Linked DNA regions of Homo sapiens: region 1 is linked to region 2. Evidence: chromatin loops called from intact Hi-C (ENCODE). Cell type or tissue: PC-9. All regions are shown on one strand. Each heading gives the region's core, and the rest is flanking DNA. Links, peaks and the distances in the headings are about the cores only.

Evidence for each region. A loop is a pair of places that touch in the nucleus more often than their neighbours do. Peaks named below come from ENCODE experiments on the same cell type or tissue, not always from the same donor. Only the 100,000 strongest peaks of a DNase experiment are listed, where the experiment ranks them.
Region 1: a loop joins it to region 2, with 10 times the contacts of the local background. A loop is called at or near these places in 11 of 110 quality-filtered maps.

What each region holds. Positions count from the first base shown.
Region 1 is chr1:224,609,941-224,625,486 of GRCh38, reverse strand. CNIH3 (cornichon family AMPA receptor auxiliary protein 3) reads right to left here and starts at 9,170. Exons shown (of 6, transcript NM_152495.2): 1 at 8,232-9,170. The coding sequence starts at 8,312. CNIH3-AS2 (CNIH3 antisense RNA 2) reads left to right here and starts at 9,260. Exons shown (of 4, transcript NR_183287.1): 1 at 9,260-9,289; 2 at 9,751-9,875; 3 at 10,060-10,283; 4 at 13,895-15,546. RefSeq lists a silencer at 2,462-2,625. In PC-9, for the core only: no CTCF peak of the experiment used is centred there; a DNase peak (open chromatin) is centred at 9,406; H3K4me3 peaks cover 1,778 bases; H3K27ac peaks cover 806 bases.
Region 2 is chr1:224,508,110-224,523,655 of GRCh38, reverse strand. It overlaps a transcript of CNIH3 not described here. Among named protein-coding and RNA genes, the nearest start is that of WDR26, 81 kb to the right of the region's middle. RefSeq lists a silencer at 7,839-8,043 and an enhancer at 13,691-14,602. In PC-9, for the core only: CTCF peaks have their summits at 9,590 and 9,790 (motif pointing left); a DNase peak (open chromatin) is centred at 9,765.

The DNA.
Region 1 (15,546 bases), core at 8,122-10,621, 100 kb before region 2:
TCTCCTGGGTTCACACCATTCCCCTGCCTCAGCATCCCGAGTAGCTGGGACTATAGGCGCCCACCACCACGCCTGGCTAATTTTTTTTTTATTTTATTTTTAGGAGAGATGGGGTTTCACCATGTTAGCCAGGATGATCTCCATCTCCTGACCTCATGATCCGCCCGCCTAGGCCTCCCAAAGTGCTGGGATTACAGGCGTGAGCCACCACGCCCGGACAAAAATGTGCATTTTTAGTAAGCATCCAGATGATTGTCATAACCAGGTAAGTCTGGGAAAGTATTCATTGAGGAGGAGTCTATCAAGCTTAAGCTGGCTGTAATAAATTATCCAGATCCTTATTTATTGGCAATCACTGAGTTCCCACCATACTGCCCCATGCTGGACACTGAGGCCACAAGTGAGGGCAACAGTTTCTGCCCTCCAGAAGCTTATAGTCCAAGCACAGAGACAAATACAACAGTGGGACTCAGACCTGGGGACAGGTTCAGAGGACAAGTGGACTCAGATCGCCAGGGAGAATGCGGCTTCCTAGAGGACAAAGGCTGCAGCAGAGCCAGTCGGGTGAAGAATGAAGTGGGGAACAGCATTCCAGGGAGACAGAACAGCCCATTTGGGAATTGCAAGAAGGTGAGGATATCTGGAACACAGAAAATGCAAAATGTGGCTAAACAGTTAACCGGGACCTGGTCCTCCCAGCCCTCTAAACTTTGAAAGCGAGAGAAACCAGAAAAAGCTTTAGTCTGGGAATAACATGGAAGGATCCTTTCAGGTATTAGATCACTCTTGGTAGCCATGAGTGGGGTGGTTTAGTCCAGGGGAGATGATAACCAAGGAGGCCAGCTTGGAAGGGACCACGATGCTCTGAGAAACAGCAAATGGGGGCCTGAACCAAGGCAGGGATGGGAAGCATGGAAGGGAGGGGACAGACATGGCTGGTGACTACAGAAGGAGCAGATGGGGTAGAGAGGGTCTCTGGGTGAAGACTAAACCCACTGGGGCTGTGAGGAGTGAGGAGGGCATGAAGACAAGCTCGGCTGGGATCCAACTGTGGGGCATGGGGCAGGTGGCCCCATGGACACACAGGTCAGTGTCGGGGGACAGGTCTGGGAGGCCAGGAAACTACCAACATGGAGAGGAAGGTACAGAAAGAAGAACCCACAGGGGAGATGGAGGAGAAACAGGGCCCCAGAAAAACAACATTTGAAAGCAGTTGCAAAGAAGACACGGACAGCAGTCTCAAAGCCACGGAGAGGCCAAGATAAGCACTAAATGGTGCCCAGAGATTGCCACAGACCACTGATGTCCTCATCAAGTGCTGAGCTGAGAAGGGGCGGGGGCACAAGTCAGGTGGCCAGAAAGGAAACAAGTGTCTTTGGAAAAGAGATAAGATACACAAATAGCAAAATGCTGACACTTGCCAATTCTGAGTGGTGGATGCAGAGGGCTTTGTTTTATTAGTCTCCGTGGTTTCTGAGTGTCTGATGTCAGAATCCAAAGAGGTGACGGCAGGCAGGATGTGGTGAGACAAAACCACTCTGCAAGGGAAGAGAGGTTGAGCAGCATTTAGAGGGCCTGGGGACCAAAGGCTTGTCTGCAGCTCAGAGGCACCACAGCCTTTGAATCTGCCAGGGGGTGGGGACGGGTGGACCTGCGAAGGGCAGTGGCTGAAGACACAGACAGGTGGGGAAAAGTGATGGAGCAATGTCCACAGATAACTAGGAGGGGAGGAAGTGGCCTCAGATGAGGGACAGACTCTGCTGCTTCTGAGTCTGAGAAGGAAAAATAAATCATTAATCAGAATTCTGGGGAGGGGCAGGATCCTGAGGCATCCCTGTCTGATCATCTCTATCTTCTCCAGGAGCTGGAATTAAAGTCATCTGCTCAGAGGCAGTCAGGGGTGGGGGACAGTTTTGGGAGCTTCAGGGGGCTCTGAGAAAATGACAACAATCTACAACAGTGTTGTGGAAGCTGAAGGAACTGACTCACATCCAGCTGATGAGTTAGAAGGCAATACTGAGGCCAGCTAAGGTCAAACCGTGCATCCGCCTGGGACCCAGCAGCTCCCGGGTACCTGGGGTGAGAGAAGAGAGGGAAGAGAGTAGACTCCTGGGAGACTGAGGCATCCACTACAGGAGCGACAGGAAACAGAGGACGCAGCAGTGGAGAGCAGCAGCAGGAGCTAAGTGGTGGATGATGAGGGGTAATGACACAGAGGAGGAAGTAAATCCTAGAGGAGCGATGCATTGAGAGAAGAAGGAAAAGCCACAGTCAAAGGAGGGCCAAGAGCCCCTGGGGCAGCAGAGTGCGGGAGTAGAGAACAGGGAGCTCACTGCAGAGGCAGGTCCAGGGCAGGTCAGGGGGCTCAGGGACCACAAAGATGGAAGTGGTCACTAGAGGGGAGGTCAGATAACCAACAGCACCCAGCACCTTGCAGGACAGCAAGGACAGGACAGTGACCAGGAGCCAAGTCCTCAGTGGTGCCCAGTGGAGGGGCCCATAGGAGTGAGTCAGATGATGGTGGCAAAGGCACCATCCAGATAGCACAGCTACTGAAGAATAAGGCCCCAGAGGAACCTGTTTGCAGACTTACTGGGAGAGAGGTCCACAGCAGAAAACAAGTCCAGAGGGCAAAGCGCAGAGCCATGTGGATATACAGAAGGGAAAAGCACCAGGTAGCCAGAGGGGCTAGAGTGAGGCAAGGGCCTGGGCACAGCTTCAGGGCCAGTATAGGCAAGAGCTCCAATTGCCTGGCAAGAGCCTCACAACATTCACTGCCTTTAATGTTTGTTCAGTAACTCAAAAGTCAAAGACAAGTTACTTTAGTGTCTCTAACATCCAACCCCAGTGAGGCCTTGAAACCTCACCAAACAGTTGGGATTGGGGCTGGTTCCTGATTGTTTTAGGTGACCTGTGAATTCTGCACACTTCTCTCCTCTCCTCTCTAACATGACTGCAGTGGAAATACAATGATGACGTAAGCTTTCTTTTTCAGGGAGAGTTATTGCAATGCAAACAAGGATAAAGCGGCAAGCAACGCAAACAATGATAAGGTGCCATGCATCAATCCAGACATTACATTTTCCAGAAGGTGTTCTCTCCAGGGATAGCCAGTGCTTCTCCCCAATCTGCTCCTCTGAAAGAGAACCAGCTCCACTATCATCAAGAAGGGCCCTATACCCCATGGCAATGGCCAGTCTTCTTTGCAATAATTAGCTTCCAAAGTTTCAAAGTGCCAAGGCATGGGGGAAAATGCACATTGTCCAAACTACCCAGAAAGTAGTCCTTAAGAAGCAGCCAGAAGCCAAATCAGAAACGAGTTACTGTTAGTCTGTTCTCCCACTGCTAATAAAGACATACCTGAGACTGGGTAATTTACAAAGAAAAGAAGTTTAATGGACTCACAGTTCAGCATGGCTGTGAGGAGGCCTCATGATCATGGCAGAAGGTGAAGGAGGAGCAAAGGCATGTCTTACATGGCGGCAAGCAAGAGAGCATGTGCAGGAGAACTGCCCTTTATAAAACCATCAGATCTCATGAGACTTATTCACTATCATGAGAACAGCACAAAAAAAACCCCATCCCCCACGATTCAATTACCTCCCACCAGATCCTTCCCACAACACGTGGAGATTATGAGAGCTACAATTCAAGATGAGATTTGGGTGTGAACATAGCCAAAACATATCACTATGTCAACTGGAAATGCGTCAAGCCAGAAGGAAACAAGAATTTGTCCTATGAGTATTTATACCAAACACTCTCTATGTGTCAGGCACTGTTCTGGGCTCTGGAGAAACAATGGTAAAGTAGAAAACGTCCCTGCTCTCATGGAGCTTCCTTCCACTTCAGCTGTGGGGCAATGGACAGTGACGGAGGGAGGAGATAAAAGGGGGATGGAGCAGGCTGGAGCTGCGGACATCCCACCTGAAAGTGAGATGCCAGAACGGACAGGGGCATCACAAGTAGAACAGAAAGTGGAGACCAAGTAAGACCTGGCAGTGAGTGCAGTACCCTCATCTGAGTAGGCCAAGGCAGGGTCATAAAAAAACAGGCTATTTATTGTCAACCCCAAGCATCCTACCATTTCACATAAACCCATTTTTTGTTTCCAGGTGGGTACTGTGAGAAACTGAGATGTTTACTAGACTTCCAGAGGCTGAGCCTGTGACAAGGTGGAACTGGCAAAACACTCCACCATGAAGACATCTTCTCTAACAAAACTGCCTCTCGGCACATATGTATGTCATCCCTGTCCAGGGCCATTTAAACCCTCAAACAGCAAATGCTGCTGTGAATCCAAAGAAATTTCAAGGTGAGATGGTGCATCAGATCTTTCTAGGGAATTTTATTGGGAATTAATTTTATTTGTAAATTGTCAAAACTCATAGTGACTCCAAATATAAAAACTTCAAAAGCTAAAGACCTGAAATTCAGTACTGAATCTTTGATCTTTTCAAAGAATAGCTTCATCTGTGTTTATATAAATGAGACACACTGCAAACAGGCTTAACCGAGCCGGAGCAGAGAAGGCTCTTGTGAGTAAACACCATTCATTTTATACTGGCTGGAAATACATATCACTTCACATCAAAAACCCTTTAGAACGCTTTTTTTTCCTTCTAAACGTCCACATGCAATTTTTTTTTCTTAGAAATGGGGTCTCACTATGTTGCCTAGGCTGGTCTCAAACTCCTAGGCTCAAGTGATCCTCCTGCCTCAACCTCCCAAAGTGCTGGGATTACGAGCATGAGCCACTGAGCCCGGCCATATGCAATTTTTTAAAATACACAAGAGATAATCTTTTCTGGATAAGATTACTGATGATTTTATTTAATTACAAATCATTGTATTTTCAAAATTTTGGACAAGGAACCTGTATCATTTTATAAGCAGAAGTCTAATTTAAATAAATAGAATTTTCCTCTTTTAAAAAAGGATATATAGCATGTCTTGAGTCTGGTTGCTGTTGCTATTGTAACCCCAATCAGAAATTCCAACTCTAAAATTTCATTTATACAGAGAAAGGTAATCCTTTGGATATAAATTATTATCTAAGTTATGAATCCAAAAATAGTGACTACAGTTAGAGAAAGGGCTTAGGCTTAAGAGTCTCACAGACCTAGCTCAAGTCCATGCATACCAGCTCCAATACATATCAGCTGTGCAACCTTAGGCAACCTTGTAATCTCTCTGATCCAGTTTCCTCATCTGCGAAATGTCCGTTATGAGGACTAAAGGGCTGCCTGGGCAGTAAGAGGCCAGGTGCCTGAGGGTATGCAAAGCCACAGAAAAAACCTAGTTTTCTTCTGCTTCTTCCAAATGTGATAAATGTACTCAGAGATAGTAGCTGATATAAAATAAATGGGTAACTTGAAATATTTTCAACTGAAAACAAATGCAGATAAATTTTCAAAGTAAAAAACAAGACTTGAAAGAAAGGCTGGCCACATCCATCCTTGCTCCCAGACATCCAGTGGGAAAAAAGGGGAGGAAAACGATTGGACTGAGAGATCCTCTGTAAAGTACTTAAAACTTGTCCTACAGCAGACACCCAATACATAGTAGCTACCATCATTACCCCTAAGTAGGTACGTACAATTCAATAAGAAAAGCACGCCATCTTCATATCTTACAGCCTAGGCATGGCAGCATGGCAGGCATTTTAACCGCTATATGTTGTTAAGCGCCCAATTCATTTTTTGGGGTACTGATATATATCACACAATCAATATGCCTTGTCCGATCAAGAAGTACATAAGTAATATAAGAAGCTGGAAAGAAGGCAAACAGTCTAACATAAAACCAAGTCTCCTCAATTTTGGTTGAAATAATTACTACCATGTAACTAACACCCAGACATACAAACCGTGCCCTGAAATCAGGGTGTCTCTGGTTTCCCAGTTCAATGTTCAGGAACCAAATCAGTGTGATGGGGTTTGGGTTGTTTGATTTGGAGAGAGGGAAAGGGATAGAGAAGGAAAAGACTAGGAAAGGAGGGACTGAGACTATGAAATTATTACCGTAATTTGAAATCAAAACGCACAAATTCTTTTCATTATTAGAAACAAGAATCTTGCCACTTCCACGAGGAATCTGGATAAAACCTGAGTTGGAATTTGACTGCATTTCAGCCACCCCTCGATAAGGGGGTGAGCATTGAGAAGCTGGAGGATAGAGCCAGTGCTGGATGAGGGAACACCTGATTTTCATTCAAATGTCAACCAGCTGCACAAACCACTCAATGAAGCTGTTCTTGAATTATTAATCATCTTTCCCTGAATGAGAGAAAATGATTCTTTCTGGTTACTTGCTCTGCTTCAGGGACCAATTCAGAGAACTCCAAGCCAGACTCGAGTTTGAGGGAGCTCTCTGGTACCTGACACCCTCTGGCCAAGGCAAAAACAGAAAACAGCAAATGAAGTATTGCAGAAGAAAAGGGAGTAGTTGGCCTTCTAGAATCCAAGTAACTCCCCATATCCAAAGAAGCTGAGAAAGTTCCTTTAAAGCACATTAGCAGAGGTTTGCTGCACTGCTTGGGCATGATCTAATCTGTATTCCTTTCTATTCTAAATCAGGTAAGTTTCCTTTTCCCTTAAGAACTGTCAACAACTTCAAGCCTCAATTTTCTACTATAGATTAGACCCAGCCTTGCAGAGCAGAGAAGGGAGGGTTTAAAATCCCATTACTTCTAAATAGCGGAATTGTTTTAATCATCCCCCAAATATCTATGTTTGGATTCCCTGTCACCCCCAGATTCCTAAGTCTACTGATGCACGGATTTACACAATCTGAGAAATGGGGGAAAGCTTAGCGACTATCCAGGTCAATTTTCTCACTTTAGAGATGTGGAAGGAAGCCAGCAAGGGTCTTTCCTAAGGTTACATGATCGGAAGCCACCTTCCTCCCCGAGTTTCCCCTCTCCTCTCTGTCAGAGCCCTGTAGCAGGAGCTGCTCTAGCTGCTTAGTTCTATTTTAAGACAAACTCTCACTCTGCAAACCACTTATAGAAAACAAGGGCATCTCACCCACCCTGCAATTTTCTCCACGTCTTCATTTTGGGTCATCCCCACTGTATGAGAGTCTGTGATGCTCACCAGAACCATGCCTCCAAGAATTCGTCTCAGGGTCCTTCTCTGTCACCTAGACGCTGGGCAGGGCAAGGCTGTTAAAGGTGGGAAATTATGCACTGGGGTGCTCCTTCTAAACATTTGGCCTTGGCCATTCTTCCCACCAGCCCTCTGAGGGTGAGGATAGGGGGCTTAAACAACCTCAGAGAAGGAAGCCTTGAGAGTTGCATGCACTCGCTAAATGTTGCACAGTCTTTGAGAGGACCGGCGTACGCACTCCTGCGCGCTCTCTCAGTACTTCTCTTCCCCTATTCAGAAGCTTGCGCTCCTCTATTCCCACCCACACCTAAAGAACTGGGATCCACGGCTGCCCTCCACCTGGCGTAGCCCCGGGAAGGGTGACAGGAAGCTTGTGTGGGCTGGGGACGCTGGGGGCCTAGCGGAGGTTCGCCACCTGCAGGGGGTCTTCAGGAGTCGGACTTCAGACGCCAAGAGGGCAGATGGAGGACACCGTCGTCGCTCTCCACGGTCTCTCTTCGTGACTTTCCTCCATGGCCTTAATGATGCCTGCCCTTCCCAGTCTCCCTCGCCTCCTTGCTCTTCTCCTTCTCGCCTTTCCCCCACCGCCTTCCACTTCGACCCCCATCGCCTGGTCTCCTTCCTCTCCGTGGGCTCGGCTTCTCCCTACCTCTTACAAGGCGCTCCCGTCGTGTTTCCACTTTGTCTCCAATTATATCTAAATGCAACCCACCACAGATGCTGACATTTTAAATGTTTAGTTATTATAGCTACTTGACTAATTGCCGGGACCGACGGCGGCGCTTCTCCTTCGCCTCCCGCCGGCAGGAGAGGACGGGGCGGGAGAGGAAGGGGTTAGTTGTGGTTGTAGCCGCCACTCCCCGGCGCCCGGGACCCGGGACGCCCAGTCGGGCCCTGCAGAGGGTGTCCTACCTGGGCACCAGCGGCCCCTCGCCTCCAGCCAGGGCACCGAAGGCGCGCCCGGCGGGATGCAGCGAACTGCCTCCTGCCCCGGGACAGTGGAGCGGCAGAAGGTCCAACCTTCCGGTTCGCCCACGCCCGCAAGGTGGAAAAAGTGGGGTGAAATCGGGGAAATTTAGCGAAATTGGGGCGAAAGAAGAGAGACCAAAGCGTGTTACTCACGTGCCAGATGGCGAAGAAGATGAGCGCAGCGCACAGCACCAGAGACAGCATGTAGCAGAACGCAGCGAAAGTGAAGGCCATGGCCGGCGGACCCCAATCCCACCACACACGCCAAGAAGCCCCTAGGAGCCCGATGCCTCCCTAGAGGACCGCACTCCCTCCAAGGAGCCGCGTCTGCACGCTCCTCTCCAGGCTAGTGCCCAGGAGGGCGCACAGCTAGCGAAGCGACTCGAGGGTCAGCGAATAAGCGCTGGATTCCCGCAGGCTCCGGCGACCCCAGACCCGGCCCTCCGGCGAAGACAGGAAAACGTGTGTCGAGAGTCGCTGGAGGGAACCGTCCGCAAATCGAAGAAGAAACCAAATCAGCAGCGAACACCTGCAAATTAGTGCCAAGCTGTGAGCCCCTCGAGACCAACACGACAAGCGATGCGACGACTCCACGGAGGACCGAGGGAGGAGGTCCCATTCGCCCCAGGAAGAGCTCTCTGCTTTTCTCCACTAAACCGCTGAGGAGAGACGAGCGCTCCGCTCCGGACCCTCCCGCGCCACCGGGGCGCAAACGGATAGTGTCCAGCGAGGTGCCCGAGCGGCCTCCGAGCTCCTCCCAAATCCCAGAGCCGGGCAGCGCTCTTTCCCGAGAGAAGGAGTCTTTAGGTAGCCGGGAGGAGGTAGGTCCCGTTGGTCCTGCGCCCCAGACGCGGCTTCCAGCGCAGCCGTGCGCTCCGAGGCGCGCCCGTCCCCAACCGTGACTCCGGCCAGCCGGCCTCCGCAACCCAAGTGTCCCGGAAACCGGGGGTCGGACCGGGGCGAGCACTGGCTCCACCCAACGGGCCAACTCCAGCCCGGGTGGCTGCAGCAGTGGGTTTCAGGCCAAACGCTGTAGCTCGCTCCACCTGCTGCTGCCGCTGCCGCCGCCGCCGCCGCCGCCTTTGCCACTGCGAGAACTGTAGCGGTGCGACCCGGGATTCCCTCCTCTCGGCGCCCCACCCTCGACTCCTGTTCCGCTGAGCGCGCCCTCCCCGGCGGGCGGAGACTGCAGCGCCGGGGGCTGAGGAAAGGTGGGTGGCGAAGCGCCGCCGGGCGCTTGGTGGCCGCTGCCGCCGCCACTGCAGCTGTGCACGCCCGCCTCTCGGAGGAAACTTGAAGCCAGCAGTACAAGCAGGGCTGGAGGCCGAGCGGAGGTGGGGCGGGACCGGTTGGAGCAGGGACTCTTTAAACACGTGCGTCTGGAGGAGGTGGGAAGCTGCGGAAGGGTATGGTGTGTGCCTCGCGCCTAAACGCCGCAGCCGCCCCTCCCGGTTCTTGCAGTTTCGCCTATCGGAGTGGGAAGTGTGGGGACTTGGGGCGTTGCCTAGTGTTGGTTGGGGATACAGTGCAAGCCTTGGATCCCAAAGCTGCTTGGATGGATTTTACCAAACTGTAGCATACTCAGTGCTTAGGGCTGCGTTTACTGCTCTGCTCCCAGACCCTGCAAAATTCTCCATTAACGTCCTTCCGTTGCATCCTCTACCCTCCCCAGCCATCCGACCTTGGGACTAGGGAAACGTGGACTTGGTGGGCTATTCTGCGCTGAAGAGGCAGCAACGAGGGCTCGGTGGTATTGGTGTTGGTCCTAGTGGAATTGTCAAGAGGATGCTTTTGAAGGTAGACCGTTTTCTAGCTGCAAGTTACCTAACCTCTTTAATCCTTAGTTTCCTTATCAGAAAAACATAAATAAGAGTAGAGTCAAGCCATTTCAAAGGATTAAAAGGGAACATAAGTAAAAAACCTAGCACTTGGTATACGTTCAATAAGTGGTAGGGATTATTAATTGCACCCTTTCCCCCAGTGGCCCAGCATCTTGGAAGTTCACCATGCTTGCTTTGCAAGAGATTCCTGACGCTGCAGTGAAAGAGGTCCAGTCATTCCAGAGAGAACTTCAGTTTCAGACAAGTCATCAAATCCAGAAAGCAAGGAAAAATACCCTGAAAGACGACTGGCAAATCTCGGTGAAAGAGTAGACGCACTTCATGGATTGGAGTGAATCTTAGAGCACCTGGTACCTTGCACAGGGTGGGAACTAGATAAATAACTATTGCTTGATTCTGACTCTGGTGTGCTAGTTTTCCTGTTCACAGATGTGATTCCAATGCCTTGAGAGCTGGAAGGGATGAATTCCAGCAAGATAGAGATACAGCTTTCTAGTGACAGAACTGGAATCCTGTCTGCGGACTCCTAATCCTGGGCTCTTTCTACTATGCCCCAACATTCCTGCAGCTATTTGGCCACATCTTTTACTTATTTATTTATTTATTTATTTATTTATTTATTTATTTATTTGACGGAGTCTCACTTTGTCGCCAGGCTGGAGTGCAGTGGCGTGATCTCTGCAACCTCCACCTCCCTGGTTCAAGCGATTCTCCTGCCTTAGCCTCCCGAGTAGCTGGGACTACAGGCACGCACCACCACGCCCAGCTAATCTTTGTATTTTTAGTAAAGACGGGGTTTCACCATGTTGGCCAAGATGGTCTCGATCTCTTGACCTCGTGATCTACCCACCTCGGCCTCCCAAAGTGCTGGGATTACAGGCGTGAGCCACCGCTCCAGGCCCTTCAATTTATTTTATTTTATTTTTTTGAAGACAGTCTTGCTGTGTTGCCCAGGCTGGAGTGCAGTGGTGCTATCATAGCTCACTGTAGCCTCAAACTCCTTGCTAGGACTACAGGCATGCACCACCACACCCAGATAATTTTTGTTTTGTTTTGTTTGCAGACATAGGTCTCAATATATGGCCAGGCTGGTCCCAAACTCCTGGCCTCAAGCAGTCTTCCAGCCTTGGCCTCCCAAAGCGCTGGGATTATAGGTGTGCACCACAGTGCCTGGCCTCATATCTCCCTCCAGTTTAGAAACTAGATGCCTTTCAGTGAGAAGTGGAGAAATTAGAGCAAATCCAGAGGCTGATGACCAGAGCAATGAACCGATCTACATTTTATTGCCTCTGGGTCAGGACCGGCTACATACTTTGGAGGGCCAAGTGCAAAATGAAAATGTGGGACTTTGTATTAGGCCGTTCTTGCATTGCTATAAAGAAATACCTGGCCAGGCATGGTGGTTTATGCCTGTAATCCCAGTACTTGGGGAGGTCGAGGTGGGCAGATCACCTGAGCTTAGGTATTTGAGACCAGCCTGGACAACATGGCAGAAACCCCATCTCTACAAAAAATACAAAAATTAGCCGGGTGTGGTGGCATGCACCTGTAGTCCCAGCTTCTTGCAGGGCTAAGGTGAGAGTGTTGCTTGAGCCCAGGAGGTCAAGGGTGCAGTGAGCTGTGTTCATACCACTGCACTCCAGCCTAGGCAATAGAGCCAGACCCTGTCTCAAAAAAAAAAAACAAAAACCTGAGGCTGGGTACTTTATAAAGAAAACAGGTTCAATTGGCTCACCGTTCTGCAGGCTGTACAAGCACGGCACCAGCATTTGCTCGGCTTCGGGGGAGGCCTCAGGGTTGCTTTTATTCATGGTAGAAGGTGAAGCAGGAGCAGGCATGTCACATGGCAAAAGCAAGAGCAAGAGAGTGTTGTGGAGAAGTGCCACACACGTGTAAATAACCAGATCTTGTGAGAACACTCTCTTTATTGCGAGGACAGCACCAAGCCATGAGGGATCCACCCCCATGACCCAGACACCTCCCACCAGGCCCCACCTCCAACACTGGGGATGACATTTCAACATGAGATTTGGGCAGGGACAAATAACCCAAACTATATCAAGCTTCTTGATTAAAAATTAATAATTTCAAGACAGCAACAGCAGAACATTAAGCCAAGCATGAGGCCCTTCTGAGCACAAGACCCTGGACAGCTGTAGAAGTTGAATGCCTACAAATCTAGCCCTGCTCTGGGTTATACCCTATGTTGCTTTCTCTTTTACAGAAGTATTTCTTCCAGTATAAATTGTCATTAAAGAAAATTTGGAGGTCAGGCACTGTGGCTCATGCCTGTAATCTCAGCACTTTGGGAGGCTGAGGCGGGTGGATCACTTGAGGTCAGGAGTTCGCGATCATCTTGGGCAACATAATTAAGACCCGGTCTCTACAAAAATGAAAATAAAATTAGCCAGGCATGGTGGTGCACACCTGTAGTCTCAGCTACTCAGGAGGCTGAGGCCAGAGGATTGCTTGAGCCCAAGAGGTCAAGGCACAGTGAGCTGTGATCATGCCACTGCACCCCACCTCGGGTGACAAAGCGAGAGCCTGTCTCAAAAATATAAAATAATTTGGAAAATATAAAAATGAAAAAGATAAACACCACAGTTTGCTGCTCTCAGATACCACCAACACAATCCTGGTGTATTTCTTTCTAGCTGTTTTTTTGCTTTTTATTTTATATAGATCATTTCTTTTCATTGTAGTAATTGTACTGTATAAAATTTCGTGACACCAAAATTCTGAGTCCCTTTGGGACCTCTCTGATCTTTTGTTTCTGCTGGTTCTTGTTTACGGAGTCCTCGCTTCTTATCCATCTAGTAGATTTTTACTGTGCCAAACTTGTTTTGAAAAGTTTTCTTACAGTCATTTGAGGCCTAAAATTATGTTATCTTTCTCCAGGGAGGATTTTCAACTTCTTTTGCCAGGTATCTAGGGGAACCTAGTGCTCCAGGATTACCTTAATCCAAATTCAGCATTTGAGATTTTCCAGGATGACCAAGATAACTGTGGTCTGTGTGAGGGCTGCTTTATTTCTGGTTCAGCCTTACTCACATGGAGCTGTCCTTCTGGATCCCAAGTCAAAACACAGGGCTTATCAAGTCCCAACCCTTGATGGTCCTTGGACTCTGACTTTTGCCCCTAGCGCCACAGAGTACTAAAGGCATAGCTCAGTCTCCTCCTCAAGATTAAGAAATGCCCCTAAAAGCATACCTCAGCCACCTCCTCAAGATTAAGAAATGCCCCTAGAAAAAAAAACTGGCCCCAAGAGCTAAACCAACCCCTCTAGATTCTGAATCACTCTCAGCTTTTGACCCCAGTAATTCCGTACTCTCTTATTAGGTCTTTGATGCTTTCAAGAAGATGTTACTGTATTTCATTCAGCTTTATAAGTTGTGCTCAGTGGGAGAACCGGTCTGAATTCACTAGCACAGCATCACCAGAACCAAGAGTCTCTACATCAAAATAAAATTTCAAATTTAAAAATGGAATCCATTATCCTACCACTGTGACTTTCAAGTCTCCATCCAGCCACTGTTTTTCTTGCCATTTACCTGGTCCTGCTTTGCCTTGTTTTATTAGTTACAGAACAATATCTCGGCAAAGGTTACTGCAAAACTTCAGAAAATAAGAACCCCAGGCAGTTACTGCTCGTTATTTCAAAATATTTTAGTGTCCATAGTTCTGGGCGCTGTCAGGGATCCACAAGGTTTCTAGTCTAATTGGTGAGGCGGTAATTCCTTCACAAGGCAGTGTTTAAAAAAATCAAAAAGTACTAGTGACACAGTAGAGGAAGGCAAGGGAGATGGTGATTGGGAATGGATGTTGAGTGGAGTGACCAACCTACATTGTTTTCTCTACTGTAGACATTGAAAAGCCAATTACTTGATTTTTTTCCCCACCCACCATGCAGCCAGGAGAGGCCATATGACACAGTTTGAACTCTTTAGATAATATTTCTTTTTGCCTGAAATGCAGACCTGATGCCTGGAGGTACAGCAGCCATCTTGTGACCATAAGGAGGAAATCAACGCATTAAGAAGGGAAAAGCTAAGAAGATACAGAGAGCAGGGACCACTGACAACATGATCAAGCCACTCTACCAGGCCTTAACTTCCTATTCCCTGACTTCTTATTGAAAGAGACAATAAAACTTCTCATTTGTTTTAACCCATAGAAGTAAGGCATTCTGTTACTTATGGGTGAACACAATTCTTAACTGATGCCATGGTTTAATGGGAGTAGGGATCCTGGTATGACAGGAAATTGAGATAATCAGTTTATGGCTAGTGTAGCAGCTCCAAGACACGATTAATGTCCCAAGCTCTTTTGCCCTCCTGACTTGCTAGCCTCAGTATGTGGATTTTGTTCTCCCAGTCTGAAGGCATAACTTTTGGGGAAGAGTAAAAGAAGCCCTCTCCAGAGATCTGCTACATCTCATTGGCCAGAACTCTAACATTTGGCCGCCACTACCTAGTTGCAAGTGAATCTGAGAAGGTGAGTGTTTTTTCATTTCAGGCTTTATGAAATAGAAAGGCAAAGGAAGGGGGGTTTGAGCAGCCTTTGAACAGCCAGTTCACGTTTTTGCTATACTGCTCTAGTCAGGTTTTCTATTACCAGCAGCCTAATACAATTTCCAGGTGCCCCAAGTTGTGCTGACAACTTGGTGTATAAGAGAGACAGTGCTTTGGGGTTAGTATGATCAGGGAAAGTTCACTGACAAAGTGGCAACCTAAGGCAAATTACATCACACTTTTTCTCTGCTTGTAAGTAAGTCTGAATGTTCCATGTTTTCCTGACCTATTCTTAACCGATTCCTGCTCCTCCTGAGTTGTTATACATAAATTAGTTTTGGTTTTCTGCCTTCTTCTAATATATAGCAATACCTCTGTTTATTGAAGGTGAAGGCAAATACAGTTTGCATTAGTCTGTTTTCACACTGCTATAAAGATACTACCTGAGACTGGGTAATTTATAAAGGAAAGAGGTTTCATTGACTCACAGTTCAGCATGGCTGGGGAGGCCTCAGGAAACTTACAATCACAGCAGAAGGCAACGGGGAAGCAAGGCACATCTTACATGGCAGCAGGAGAGAGAAAGAGAGAGAGAGTGAAAGGGAATTGCCAAACACTTTTAAACCATCAGATCTTGTGAGAACTCACTATCAGGAGAATAGCAGGGGGAAACCACCCCCGTGATCCAGTCATCTCCTACCAGATTCCTCCCTCGACACATGGAAATTACAATTCAAGATGAGATCTGGGTGGGAACACAGAACCAAACCATATCACAGATGCTCCTTATGATAGGGTTACATCCCAATAAACCCTTTGTAAATTGAAAATAGTGTACATCAAAATGCATTTAATACATCGAACCTATCACACATTATAACTTAGCCTAACCTACCTTAAATGTGCTTAGAATACTTACATTAGCCTACAGTTGGGCAAAATCATCTAACACAAAGCCTATTTTATAATAAAGTATTGAATATCTCATGTCATTTATTAAATGCTGTACCAAAAGTGAAAAAACAGAATGGTTTTATGGGTACTTGAAATGTAATATCTATTGAATGTGTATCGCTTTGGCACTATTGTGAAGTTGAAAAATCTTAAGATGAACAG
Region 2 (15,546 bases), core at 8,291-10,790:
CACACATCATCACAAAGTAAGCACCTCTGTGTAACCATCGCCAGGTTGAGAAATAGAACAAAACCAGGACCTCAGAAGCCCCTCTTTTCCCCTTCCTATCACCAACCCTTTCCCCTGTCCTCAAAGGTCTCCATTCACTTGAGTTCTAACACCATATATTCATTTTGCCTGGTCTTGAGTCTTACATAAATGAGACTCTATGGTATTTCATCATATCAAGCTTCTTTCACTCAAAATTATATCTGCAAGATTATTTCATGTTGTTGCACATAGCAATAGTTTGTTCTGTGTATTTACAAAGTGTTCATTGCAAAACTACACCACAACGTATTTACCCACTCTGCTGTTGATGGGTATTTAGGTTTTCTCAATTTGGGACTATTATAAACAATGTTGCTAAGAACTTTTTTTTTTTTTGAGACAGGGTCCCTCTCTGTCACCCAGGCTGGAGTGCAGTGGCCCAATCATAGCTCACTATAACCTTGAACTCCTGCACTCAAGCGATCCTTCTGCCTCAGCCTCCCAAGTAGCTAGGACTACAAGTACACAGTACCATGCTCATCTAATTTTATTTTTTATTTTTTGTAGAGATGGAGTCTTCCTATGTTGCCCAGGCTGGTCTCGAATTCCTGGTCTCAAACAATACTCCTGCCTCAGGTTCCCCAAAACACTGGGCTTAAGGGCTTGAGCCATGGCACCAAGCCAGCACATTTTTTGTGTTTTTTCTTACACATACGCACACATAGACCTAGGAGTGGAATTGCTTTGTAGTAAGATATGCATACATTTGCCTTTAATAGATAATGCCACACTGTTTTCCAAAGTATGTGGGCCTCTTTATACTCCCACCAGCAGAGGATGAGGGTTCCAACAGTTCCACATATTCATTAACACTGATATGATCAGTTGTTTTTTTAGGTTTTAGCTGTTCTCCTAGAATGTGTAGTGGGATCTCCTTGCTGTTTCCAGGCATGTCCCTGATGACAGGTGAGGCTGAGCACTTTTCCTGTTCATTGTCATCTGTTGTGAAATGCCCTGTCAATCTCTTCCTCTCACTATTCTATTGAACTGACTGTCCTTTTGTGATTTACTGATTTATTTGCTGGAGTTGTTTGTGTATTCCAGATAGGAGCACTTTACCAGTTAGACACGCTGCAATACCTTCTCCCACCTGTGGCTTGGGCTTTCACTCTGCAGTGACAACTTTTGATAACCCCGAGGATGGTTGTCATCTGTCCTGGAGGAGTCAAAATCAGACTCCAGCTCCTTCCCAATTTTAGTAGTATCTTCTATTCTGTTTCCAGTGTCTCTGTCTTTGCTGGAATGAGTTTCATCATGTAACAGAGAACTCATTTTTTCCAACCCTGCAAAGTACAGTGTTGTCTGGCTCTCAGTTACCAAAAGAGAAAGGACTTCTTTTATCAAAGACACATTTTTCTTTTTTTTTAACTTTCAGATGATAGAAGCTTGTCTTTTTCTCATAGGAACTCACTAAGAACTTCAGGAAGTAGCCTACACACTCCACAGCCTGACAAGTTCTATCAAGTACTTTAATGATCCAATCTCCAATGGCACATGCTGTGAGTCCTAAGGGAGAACAGGCAACAATTTAATATGCTTTATCGGAGCATAACAAAGACTGCCAACTTCTTAGCCAGGGATAGGAGAACTTTATTGCCTTCCATTCTACCTGCAATTTGCCAATCCACATTTTAGGGTCTATTACTTGTAACACTCCATTGCTAGGTACCATTCCTGTCAGTAATCTTTTGCAACTCAAACTAACTTACATACAAAAGAAAAAAATAAGGTGGGGGATGAGGGAAAGATTTATTATGTCATGTAACTGAATCATCTGTCACAGCTGCATACCGGTCTCAAGCAATTTCATTTGGACCAAGTTTCTCACCATCCCTCTGTTCTCCTCTCCTCATCCCTCTACCACCCCTTTGTGTCAGCTTAATTCAGTCAACCATTCATTCATTCAGGTAGGTAGGCAGGTAAAATAGCCCCCAACAATTCCAGGCTAGCATGTTATCTTTTCAAACACCCCAGGTCAGGGAGAACTTGTCTTTCCCAAGAGTTCCAACCAAAGTCCTGAAATTAAACCTCACTGACCGGGCTCAGATCATGTGCTCACACTGGAATGATGGACACAGAGGCCCCTTCACACCCAAAGAAAACCCAGTGTGTGTTTCTGAAGGAGGCACAATGGAGACTGGGCAGGTGAAAACAAAAGGTAATCTTGACAGTTATTTACTAATTGAAAGCATCTTAAAACTTGTGACAACCCCTATCATGTGCCTACCCAATATTCATCATCCTTACCCCTTCTTCCTGGCTGATGGAATCTCAATTTCGCTTGCTTGGCAATATGTCCAATTTCAGGGCATAAATCATAACCAGTCTAAACCAAGGACAACATGCACGCTCCCCTTGTCCAGATTATTTAATGGGTGAATTTATAACGCTCTCTGATCAATAAGATGGACAGAAAATCGACTTGGGGGGTGATTTTCCTTCCCAAGTGGAGGGGAGGTTTATACAGACAGCCCACTTGCTGTCCTGGCCACCTCCAAGCCTATTCCCAGTTCCTGCCTCTGGATGGATTTGCATGTGGACGTGATGCCTGGAGCCACAGCAGCCATCTTGTGGACTGTAGGGGGAAGGTGGAGAGAAAAGCAGAGATGCCAAGTTAGTGCCCTGACGACATGGAATTACTGATCCAGATCCAGAAATACCACCTCCAGGATGCTTGTTCAGAATGCAGTATGTATAAAGCCATTGGTTTTCAGGCTTTCTGGTTCTTACAGCTGTATATACTCTAACTCTCCCATAACTATTCTCCATAAACACACATGAGCCTCTCTTCATGCAGCTGTGGCAGGCAAGGAATAAGCAGGAGTTCAGTCAGCCATCCTTCCTTAAGATGAAACCACCTGGATTATCCCCATCTCACAGTACACAAATTCGGGACTGAAAAAGGAACACAAGCTATGCATGCACTTCCTGTCCCAGAACCTCTATCACTGTTCTCACTTCACTTTGTATTAGCCTGAACCTTATGAAACTGACAATATTCAATTCAATGCTTTTTCTGATCTACAAAAAAGGCAATTCCATGTGGTTCAATCTAACTCTTACATATCTCTATGTGAACTAGTTGTCCACCTAAAATAATAAAAAGGTCAGAATCTGTTTTAAAGAGAGTTTGTTCAAGAGCAAATGTTGAGGATGAGCCTGCTTGGGAAGCACAGATTCCAAAGAATGGAAGTCAGTGTTCTTAAGTGTAGAGGTGTGGGATCGCTTATATCGACAAAGCTTAGGAAAGCTTTACAGAATTTCAACATCTTTCTATATAAGGCTTAATGTGTTGTGCTCAAGCCTTTCTGTGTAAGGCTTGAGAGATGTTGTGCTGCATAATAAATTTAGGGTGTCCTAAAATTTTATGTACTTTCACAAAGTGTAGAAGCAGAGAAATTGTTTCCTTCATTTCCAAGCCATGGTGAATCCTTGAGCAACAGAGAACAAAATAATAATAGTAAATGGTGCCAGGGGAGATGTGGCAAAGATGCAGCTGTTGTTGAGTCACCCTGGGAGAAAGGTTTGCTGTTTTTCAACTGGATACAGAGCCTTGGCCTCTGGGTACTCTAAACTAGCACTAGTCAATAGAACTTTCTACAGTGATGGAAATATTCTATTCTGCACTGTCCAACAGAGTAGTCACTATCCACATTGGCTAGTAAGCACTTGAAATGTGGTCTACTGTGACTGACAAAATCAATTTTAATTATATTTAATTTTAATTCATTTCCATCTCAATAGCCACATGTGGCTAGTAGCTACCGTGTTAGTCAAAGTTCTCCCAAGAAACAGAACCAACAGGAGATACATATTAAATAATATATATAATATAAACTATACATGTCACATATTATATATTTTTATGTGTGTACATATATAGTATACATATACATATTTCCTGCCACTTCTGCATGAAGAGTACACACACAAAATGTATATGTGATGTGTATATTATATATATTATTTAATATATTACATATATAACATGTATATATGTACACGCACACATAAAATATATAGTATGTGATATGTATCTTTCACACACACAAGCATACACATACACGCATACAGAGAAAGAGAAATTTTGAGAACTCCCGCAATCATAGAGGCTAAGAGGTCCCATGATCTGCCGTCTGCAAGCTGGAGACTCAGGAAGGCTGGTGGTGTAGTTCCGTCCTAGTCTGAAGGCCTGAGAACCAGGGGAGCCAATAGTGTAAGTCTCAGTCCACAGACAGAAGTAGATTGATGCCCCAGCTCAAGCAGTCAGGCAGAAAAAGAGGCAAGTTTTCCCTTCCTCTGCCTTCTGTTCTATTCAGGCCCTTCTGCCATGACTGTGAGGCCTCCCCTGCCATGCGGTGCTGTGAGTCAATTAAACCTCTTTCATTTATAAATTGCCCAGTTTCAGGTATGTGTTTATTAGCAGCATTAGAACAGACGAATACGATAACCATAGTAGTAACTGCCATTTATTAAGTGCTTTATATATGCCAAGTGCTATGCTAACAGTCTTACAAACTTTACCTCATTTCATCTGCAGAACAACCTAGTGGGGTAGGTATTATTATTAATTCCTTTTATGGATGATGAAACTTAGGCTAAAAAGGTAATTTCCCAAGATCACATGCTCATAATTGGTACCACTAAGAGATTGAACCCATTGCACCAAGCCTGGATCTTAAGAAAACCTGTTTGTAACCACTATTCCTCCATATGAAGCAAAAGGAGGACTAAACTCGAAATCCAAAGGCTGGCTTCTAGTTCTCCTTCTTCCTCTTGTCCTTTGGAGCTGTACGGGTTGTTGCCTATCTCTGAATCTCAGCTTCCTCAGCATAAAATGAGGCTAGTCCTCCCGCCCTGCATGTGTCACAAGGTTGTCACAGTGACTGAATGAGTAAGAGGGGGTCTAGAAGAGACCTCAATGGGCTGAAAAGCAAACAAAAAAGCCTCAATGCCATGGCTCACACCAGTAATCCCAGTGCTTTGGGAGGCCAAGGTGGGAGATCGCTTGAGGCCAGAGTTCAAGACCAGCTTGGGAAGCATAGCAAGACCCTGTCTCTAAAAAAAAAAAAAGGCTTCAAAAATTAGGCAGGTGTGTTGGTGCATGCCTGTAGTCCCAGGAAGGCTGAAGCAGGAGGATACCTTGGAACCCAAGAGTCCGAGGCTACAGTGAGCTATGATTGCACCACTGCACTCCAACTGGGTGACAGAGACCTTGTCTCTAAAAAAACTAAATAAATAAAAATAAAAAATAAGACAAGGTCTGAAGGCAGGCACCAAGTCTGCCTGGCATCCCCAGTATTTTGCACTCAATTAATGTTTATTGAAGTAATAATGCATCTGAAAGTGCTTAGAAAGCTGTAGAGCATCATAAAGTACGAGGTTCATGAATCGCTGCAGTCTGTGGCCACCTCGGGTGAGGGCCGGCTCTGCTGCTAAAGCCTCCCCAGGGTATCTAGAGAATTCATCTCTAAGGTACATAAACCTTAGACCTCTAAGCACTAGAAATGAACAGCACTCCATTATCCAGTCTACAAATTCCAGTAGCGAACCATAAGCATGCTGTCCTGCCGCTTGCTAAAGGATCGCTCGGTTTATCAAGCTTTATGATGAAAGGGTCTATTCTGCATTCCTTACCCTCCTCAAGGCACCCCCATCATTCCCAAGGCCCAGCACACAGCATTAACACCTCCACTGGGTTGGCAGTAATAACATCCTAGTGTTTCTCCTCAGCAAAGATTTGCTCAGAAATAAAAAAGACAAGAATATATTTCCCTAATGGCAAATGCAGCAACCCGGATCGAGACTGTTATTCTAAGTGAAGTATCTCAGGAATGGAAAACCAAACATCGTATGTTCTCACTCACAGGTGGGAGTTAAGCTATAAGGACGCAAAGGCATAAGAATGATATCATAGACTATGTGGATTTAGGGGGAAGGGTGGGAGGGGGTGAGGGATAAAAGACTACACACTGGGTACAGTGTACACTGTTTAGGTGATGGGTGCATCAAAATCTCAGAAATCACCACTAAAGAACTTACCCATGTAACCAAACACCACCTGCTCCCCCAAAACTACTGAAATAATAATAATAATAAACTACAAAAAAAGGAATATCTTTCCCCTCAGAGAGAAACATCCTGGAAGGCGAGGCATCAAACGCCACTCCAGGCGGGTGAGTAAACCCTGTGGGGTTGAGATCAGCCCCACCGCAGCCTACAAAAATGCTGTGTGTAATCAGAGTTTCAGCATCCCGATTTATGAAATGGCTCCGTTAAATAGGCTCCCAGCTGGCATTTCTGCACACACTATTGGGTGTGCAGAACAGGCTCCTGCTCCAAGGTGTGCTCAGCACTGCCCCATGGGAGTATGGAGGTCATCCCACCACCGCCGCCAACCTCCATCAGGTCAAGAGAGCAGAGAGATAGGGGAAAATGCAAGAAACTGAGATAAACACACATGCCAAAAAACTAACAAACAAACAAAAAACACCATATCCCACAGCCAGAACAGCCATACCTGGACATCACAGTATGCAAGATGCCCCATCTCCAGGATCCAGGTGAAATCTTCCCCTACCCCCTAAAAACAGTTCTTAATTTCCCTGTCACTGAAACAGAAGCAGAGCTGGGGAAGTGGGTGAAGCCATCTGGCTTTATACCTATAGCTCCTAAAAACAAAAAAAAACAAGAGTGGGGCCAGGAAGGGCTCACAAGGAAAGAGTGTGTCCTTAGCACTGCGTAGAGACAGATTTTCTGGCGGGGATGATGCGATGATGGCAGAGGGTAAGAAAACGTGCTGCAAAGTTTACAATCTGCCCCATCTGTTCAGCGCTGTTCTGTCCATGGCAGGCGCCGAATGGCTTATCTGCTCTTGCAGTGCAGACCCATGCAGGGGCCAGGCTGTCTGGGGAGGCCTACAGAGACATGGAGGGCCAGCACCACTGCCTGGAGCATGCAGAGGCTTTGCAAAGGCCCAACCCCAAAGGCAGAAAGCCCATGACTCTTCATGGCAGCCCTTTTGCTTTGAGATCTAGGAAATTTTCATCTCTAGCATTGAGCTAGGCTTTGAAAACACAAGGATGAATAAGATGCCATACCTGCCCTCTAAGGTTCATAGTCTCGTGGGAAGCCCATAGATGTGGCCCAGTGGTAGCACCTGGAGTTGACTAGGAAGTCAGCAAGGTAAGTTGAGCTGTGAAGGGCTTTATGTGCCAAGCCGAAGTGCATGGATTTTTTTTTTTTTTTTTTTTTTTTTTTTTGAGACAGAGTCTCGGTTTGTCGCCAGGCGGGAATGCAGTGGCACAATCTCGGCTCACTGCAACCTCCGCCTCCTGGTTCGATCGATTCTCCTGCCTCAGCCTCTCAAGTAGCTGGGACTACAGGCACGTGCCACCATGCCCAGCTAATTTTTGTATTTTTAGTAGAGACAGGGTTTCACCATGTTGGCTAGAATGGTCTCTATCTCTTGACCTCATGATCTGCCCACCTCGGCCTCCCAAAGTGCTGGGATTACAGGGGTAAGCCACCGCGCCTGGGCAGTTCATGGATTTTTTTCTCTACATTTGTGGGTCATAAAACACAATCCAGAGGGTACAAGAAGAAAATACTAAAATGTTCATGTATTTATTTTTATACAATTAAACACATAATAAGCTAAGCTTTATTAATATTCACTCTAAGCAACGACCTTCGTACCTTCACTTGGTCCACTCATCAGTGACCACAAGTCACAGGGTCTTGAGTGATCCTGGGGGAACAGTGGGCATCCCACAACGTGGACGGCTTGACACTGGCGATTCTACTTCTCGGCTCTTGTTCAGCATGATGTGGCCTGTTATAGACAAGCCTGGGTAAGTGGAACTACAGAGAGGATCCCATGTTTAACTATCCCCAAAGTGGGCAAGAGGCTTAAGCTTTTTTCAAAAAAGAAACTGTGGATTGAAGTAATAATGCAAAACAAGATGAACAGCAAGAAAGAGGCAGACCTGACAAGTTGTTAGCCATATTTCAAGGGCAAACAAGACAATATAATCAGATCTCACAGGCCAGCCAAAAAGTTTTCAAATTACCAAAAGAGTCTTTGAAACATGGCTTGGTGCGTGCTGCTGCTAATGAGGAATCTAACCCTAAGTGTAATTGTGCTCAAGATATTAGCTGACAACAGTAATGAAACCATTGCAGTTAACAAGACATTTTAAAATACTGCTTTCCTTTTCTTTACCATTTTTTGAGTTAATATTTGTGTATACTTTACAATGAGCATAATATATTGGTACAGTCATGCATGTACAAAAGTACACATAAATAAGCATACATCTGCTGGGAGTGCATACTCAACACTTTTCACTGCTAAAGAGTGGTAATCAAATCAATGCCACTGTAAATAGCCTAGACCCCCGCCCAGACCCTCCTGTTCTTGGCTTTCACCTTCCAGAAGCAGTAGGAAAAACACTAAAAACATTAAAAGTGGGCACTGCCTACTAAAACTTTGTCAAAGATCATTCCAAAGAGTAAGACCTGCTGGTTTAACAAAACTGTTCCTTCCTAGTCATGGCCATGTGCCAGAGAGGAACAGGTACCCAGCTAAATCTCAGCTCTGCAGCTCACCAAGATGTGGGGCAATTCAAGTCACTTCTCTGGCCTAGGCTCCACACAGGCAAAATAAAGGAGTGTAAGGTAGTATGGGAGGCAGAGAAGGGGCTTCTGTTTTAATGGGGGTTTTGTTTTTGTTGTTTGTTTTTTGAGACAGGGTCTCACTCTCGCCAAGGCTGGAATGCGGTGGCATGACCACGGCTCACTGCAGCCTCAACCTCCCTGGGCTCAGGTGATCCTGCCACCACACCCTCCCAAGTGGCTGGGACTACAGGCTCGCACCACCACACCCAGTTAATTTTTGTATTTTTCGTAGAGACAGGATTTTGCTATACTGCTCAGGCTGTTCTTGAACTCCTGGCTTCAAGTGATCCGCCCACCTCAGCCTCCCAAAGTGCTGGGATTACAGGTGTGAGCCATTATGCCCAGCTTATTTTAATGTTAATTCTTTATCTTAATATGTATTTGAAAAATAGCAATTTTCCATTTATGATGGTGGTCTTTTTAAAATCAACTTATGTAAGTTTTACAGGAGTAGATATTAAAATACTAAACAAATAATATAGCTAGTGTGCAGATTTAGATGTCAAAAACTGGGGGCTGGAGTGTAACTGTGGACTCAGAAACCCTGGCTAGATGATATTTATCTAGTGCCCAGGTCTGAAACTCTATGATTATTCTTAACCTGCATGCGTATAAACTAAAATATCGTAAGGCCCTTATAGCAAACAATAGGACTTAGACAAGTATGTTCCAGTTCAGTTCAGGTAGATCATTTTATACCTCTTGGTCTCTGGCCCCTGATTTAAGATGAACAAATGCAAATCAAAAGAAGATGAATGAAGTGGCTTTTTGTGATGACAGTTTCTGCTGCTGTTGGAGATGAGGTTTGAAGGAGAAGGGTGTTTGTTTGTTTGTTTGTTGCTTTAATAAAGAAAGCTCTCTGCCTTGCCGCTGTGGGAGTCTAAAACTACTGTAGAAAGAAATGTCCAAATATCAGCAAAGGGAGGGAAGGAACGTGAGCCTCAGGCCCTGTCGCTCACCCAGACGCCCTCTCCCGGCAGAAACGTGCGGGTTTGGTGCCCCCTGCTGGCCCTTTTCTGACAAAGACGGACACCCAACCACGGAGGGCCTGGGAGGGCCACTGCAAAGTGAGCCTCTCAATGGTCGTGTGAGTGCGCAGTCTTGCAAAAACGCACCTGAAACAACAGCAATGCATAATGCATGACTGTTAAGAAGACAGATCCCATGAAGTAGCTCTGTGTCTCCTCCTTCATGCCACTATATTGAATTAATGTGTAACTTGAATAGACAACAGCAGAACCCGGGGGAAAATTCGAAGGGCCTCTTCTCATCACTGCTTCTGTCCTCAGCCAAATGGTTCCCCGTGTCCTCCAGGTGCACTGAGAACACAGCTTTTGCAACAGCCCTTACGTGCATCTGAACTGAGGCTGGGAAGTGGGGCTCGGGCATTGCAATCATTTCCTCAAGAAACAAGCTGGCCAGGCCCAGGGGCTCACACCTGTAATCCCAGCACTTTGGGAAGCTGAGGCAGGAGGATCAGTTGAGTCCAGGAGTTCGAGACCAGCCTGAGCAACATAGAGAGACCCCCCCCCTCCCACCCCCACCCCCACCCCCAACTCTACAAAAATTAAAAAAAAAAATTAACCAGGTGTGGTGGTATGTGCCTATAGTCCCAGCTACTCAGTGGGATGATTGCTTGAATCTGGAAGGTTTAGGCTGCTGTGAGCTGTGATCACACCACTGCACTCCAGCCTGAGTGACAGAGCAAGATCCACTGTTTAAAAAAAAAGCTAGGTAGCACAAATTGTAAATTATACAAAGGGACACAGGCTGCGGGCAGGGTCTCTGCTCTCAAAGGGCTTTCCATCTAGAAAAAGAGATAAAAACAGAAATGGTTAATAATGTCAGTTACCATTTATTAAGCCAGCCACTTTACCATTATCTCCAGTGTTAACAGCAATGCTGTAAGCTAATAATTGCCACGTTGCAGATGGGTAAACAGGTTCAAAGAGGCCAAAGGACAGAGGCCAAAAGCGGGAGAGCCAGGTCTCCAACCCTGGTCAGCTTGACTCTGAACTCCATTCTGTGTTCACTCACATCATTTTTAGCTTAGTTCCCCTATACACGTGGGAAGATAAACTACACCCACCCACACATGGGCCCACACATGAACAGGGAGGGCACGTACCCATGACAATAGCCACCTCAGGGGCTGGAGGAAGGTAAATGGGCTGGAGGGGTGGCAGGGTGGGTGGGATGAAGGAAATACAAATGTGTTCTTTCTTTTATTTTAAAAACAAACAAGGTTTAAAGCCCACATATACCTCATGGTATGTTGTTAGATAAAAATACTTTTAAATGCAAATAAAAATTGTTAAATGTAAAAAATGTCAACATTTGTTCATTTTGGTTGATGGGTACCTGGCTATTCATTACTGTATTTTCTGTATAGCTCCATTTTTTCTTTTTTGTTTTTGAAACAAGGTCTCACTCTGTTGCCTCAGCTGAAGTGCAGAGGCACCATCATAGTTCACTGTAACCTCAAACACCTGGGCTCAACTGATTTCCCCCTCAGCCTCCCAAGTAGCTAGAACTACAGGCGTGCACCACCATGCCTCGCTAATTTTTTAATTTTCTGTAGAGATGGGTCTGACTTTCTTGCCCAGGCTAGTCTCAAATTCCTGACCTCAAGCGATCCTCTGCCTTGGCCTCTCAAAGTGCTAGGATCACAGGCATGAGCCACCATGCCCATTCTTAGCTCCAAACTTTTTTTTTTTTTTGAGACGGTGTTTCACTCTTGTTGCCCAGGCTGGAGTGCAATGGCACGATCTCGGCTCACTGCAACCTCCACCTCCAGGGTTCAAGCGATTCTCCTGCCTCAGCCTCCCTAGTAGCTAGGATTACAGGCATGCGCCACCACGCCCAGCTAATTTTGTATTTTTAGTAGAGACGGGGTTTCTCCATGTTGGTCAGGCTGGTCTCGAACTCCTGACCTCAGGTGATCCACCCGCCTCAGCCTCCCAAAGTGCTGGGATTACAGGCATGAGCCACCATGCCTGGCCAGCTCCAAACTTTTAAAAATTTTCTTAAATTTGTTTTGTTTGAGATAGGGTTTGTCCTGTCACCCAGGTTGGAGTGCAGTGGCATGATCATAGCTCACTGCAGCCTCGCCCTCCTAAACTCAAAGGATCCTCCTACTTCAGCCTCCTGAATAACTGGGACTACAGGTGTATGCCACCACACCCAGGTAATCTCTTAATTTTTTATAGGCAAGGAGTCTCGCTATGTTGCCCAGTCTGGTTGCAAACCAGCCTCAAATGATCTTCCCACCTCAGCCTCCCAACATGCTAGGATTACAGGCATGAGCCACCACACCTGGCCTAGTAAATAATATTTTTATTTAGGAAGAAAGAAGGAAAGAAACTGAAAGGAAATAAGTATCCTCCAAGGATCTGAATATGAAATCATGAAAACCAGTCTACCCACTTTGTGATCACATGCGGGTCTGACTATGAACCCACAGGTTCAATCCAAGTGGAGAATACTCAGCTATTTACATAGTGGCTTTTGTCTGGGGACCTCAAAGCACTTCACAAACACAAATTAATTCCACCTCTTGTCACCTCCTAAAAGATAGAGGAGTATTTTACAGATTATTAAATAGGGTCTGGGGAAAATGAAGTGTCTTATCTAACATCACACCATGAGTTACAGACTGAATTGGGAATAGAGCCTTGGAAACGACAAGCAGCCCTCTGGCCTAACCACAACTGTGATGGCATCACTGATAAAGAAGAAACCTATAGCATCTGCCGCTCCCATTCTTCTCGTGATATACTGTAATGCACTGTGCCTTTAAGAAGCAGGCCTTTCAGAGAGGTCAGCCTCCCTTTCTTCACATTAAGCCTCATCTGAAAATATCCTACAATGCATAAACAGAGATCTTTTTCAGGGACAACCCAAACCACATCCTCTGGCTTGCATTTTGCATCTCCAGCCAGGCTGTGTTCAGTGCTGGCCTGTGGTGGAATGAAACAACTCTCCTCCTTTCCCCCTTGCCCCTTCTCCCAGAGGACAAAGCCAGGGAGGAAGGGGACAACCTGTTACCATCAGACCTCAGTGCCAGGGAGGCCTGGTGTGTGCTGAGCCAGGACAGAGAGTATGTGCTCCAGAACCCCCTTTGGAGTATCAGTCAGTAAACTCTGGTTGTGCCATCCTGGAACCCGGCTCCTCTGTGTTTCCTCTTACCTGCCTACCTGAGCCCCACAGCATCAAGGTCAATGACTGCATTGACCGGCCAGGACATTAATATGGTTCTAGTTCTTTCTTTTTTTTGTTTTTTTTTTGTTTTTTTTTTTTGAGACAGGGTCCTGTTCTGTTGCCCAGGCTGGAGTGCAGTGGCATGATCATGGCTCACTACAGCCTCAAACTCCTGCCCTCAAATAAGCCTCCTGCCTCAGCTCTCAGCTTCCCAAAGTGCTGGGATTACAGCCATAAGCCATGTGCCCAGCCTTGTTTCTGGTTCTTGCTGTCACCCACCTCAATTCTGAGTCTCCCAACTGGCCTCCCTGGCTCCCGACTGCTGATAGTGATCGTTTTAAAACACAACGCTGACCACGGGGCGCCCCTACTGACACTCCATGCCTGCCCATCAGCTGAGGATGAAGTTTAAGCTCCTTTGCATGGGGAATGGGGCAAACTGACTCCCGCTGACCCCTCCAGCTTCTTCTACCTCTGCTCCCCCTTCCCAGTAACAGAGCCTCTCACGGGGGCAGTTCCAAGGGGAACATCCATAGACTTCCCTCAGTGAGTCAAGAGGGAGGAGTCCAGAGTTCAGTTATCAAGTTTAAACAAGGCAGGATGAGAAGTGCAGGCCAGCGGTAGAGCCACGAGGTCCACACTGCTAGGAGCCCACGGGAAGCAGACTAAGAAAAGGAAGGCCTGAAGCCCAGAAACCAGCAGCCAAAGGAGCTTCCTCTATGGTTCGTGCATCGAGGGCTGGAAAGCATTGAGGAGGAGACACCACCACTTTCTGGGGCCCTTTTTCTAGGTGGACAGCTGGGGCTCGCCCCTGGGAGACACTGACACTGTCGCCTGCAGCTCTGAGGAGGGAAGGAGGTTGCAGGATTGCTCCTCAGGCCTGGACACCACCCCAGCATGCACTCAGACTTCAGGCGAGGGGGGCACAGAGGTGCCAGAGACTGAGCATGGGTCTCATCGTCACCAGCCTGGCACCTCACACTTCTTTTTGTTTGGATTAATCTTGTAGCCAAGAGGGAGCTGTGGAGGATCTCACCTGGGGAGTAACATGATCAGATTGAGGTTTGCAGAAAAACCACTCTGGCAGCTATTTGGGGCAGGCAGGGTACTTGGGAGATGACAAGAGTCCAGAGGACAGGACAGCAAGAGCCTGACCTGTGGCAAGGAGGGTGGGCCAGGGAGAAGGGGCTGCATGGATTGGGCACTGGGTCTCTGGTGAGGGTAGATTATGTGTGAGCTGGAGGAAAGCATGGAGCCAGAACAGACAGGAGAAGCTGAGAGGAAGACTCACAGCCAGTAAACAAACCACCACCCAGGCTTTCCTTTCTTCTTTCCTTTCTTCTTTCCCTTCTTCTTTCCTTTCGTCTTTCTATCTTCAGGGTTTCACTCTCTCACCCAGGCTGGAGTGCACTGGCATGATCTCAGCTCACTGCAAACCTCCACCTCCCAGGTTCAAGCAATTCTTGCGTCTCAGCCTCCCGAGTAGCTGGGATTACAGATGTGTACCACCACACCAGGCTAATTTTTGTATTTTTAGTATAGATGGGGTTTCACCATGTTGGCCAGGCTGGTCTTGAACTCCTGACCTCGAGTGATCCACCCACCTTGGCCTCCCAAAGTGTTGGGATTACAAGCGTGAGCCACCATGCCCAGCCAGGGCTTTTTTTTTACCATGAGGTTTGCCCAGGAGTAGACGATACAGGCAACTTCTCTCTTTTAGTATCTAATAACACATTTTACCTCTAGCTTTTACTCAAATGCCTAGTTCTACTACTAAACCCTAAACTACTTTAGAATAAAAATCGTAGTTATCTTTGAACCCCCCAGGGTCTAATACTGTACCTCACATATATCACGTGTTTAATAAACAAAGTCTCATTGGCTAGAATACAGGAATACATATATACATACATTTATATCCATATGATTATGACAAACCATATATGATTAGTGGGAGAAGCTGGAAGTTAGAGTTGTACTATATTTTGAAGAATGTTGAATTAAAGATATATTTGATACTCTAAGTAATGGGATATCATTGAAGTTTCATGAGGAGAGTAATTTTATCAGAGCTATGCTTAGGAAACTAAACTGGGCAAGATGTTTTATGGAATAAAGCAGGAAGGAACTGGAAGTAAGATTAACAGAAAGTTACAGCAATATTTTATCATAAAGAGTTCCTGCACAGGGTATAACTAATGGTCCATGGCCCCATTCTACAGACTGCAACCTAAGTCATTGACCATTAAGTTAAAAATCACATCTTAGGAATTCCAATTAAGACACAGACAAATACAGTATAAAATCCAACTGTGCTAGTCCGAATATTTCTGTCTTTACTGGGAAAGCCTGCCCCTTCAAATGCCAGAAGAATTTACAACTCTCCCAGATCTGAGCCTGTGCCATGTTGTGAGTTTGAAAAGGCCCACATCTGGCTTTAATGATCATTGTCTAGAAAAAAACATATCTGAAGGATTGGAGAGAAAGGAAAACTTTGTGGGGAAAAGAAGAGAAGGACATGTTTTATCTCAAGCCACCTAGCTTCTATTTTATAAATTTATCTATTGCCAAATACATTTCAGGAGT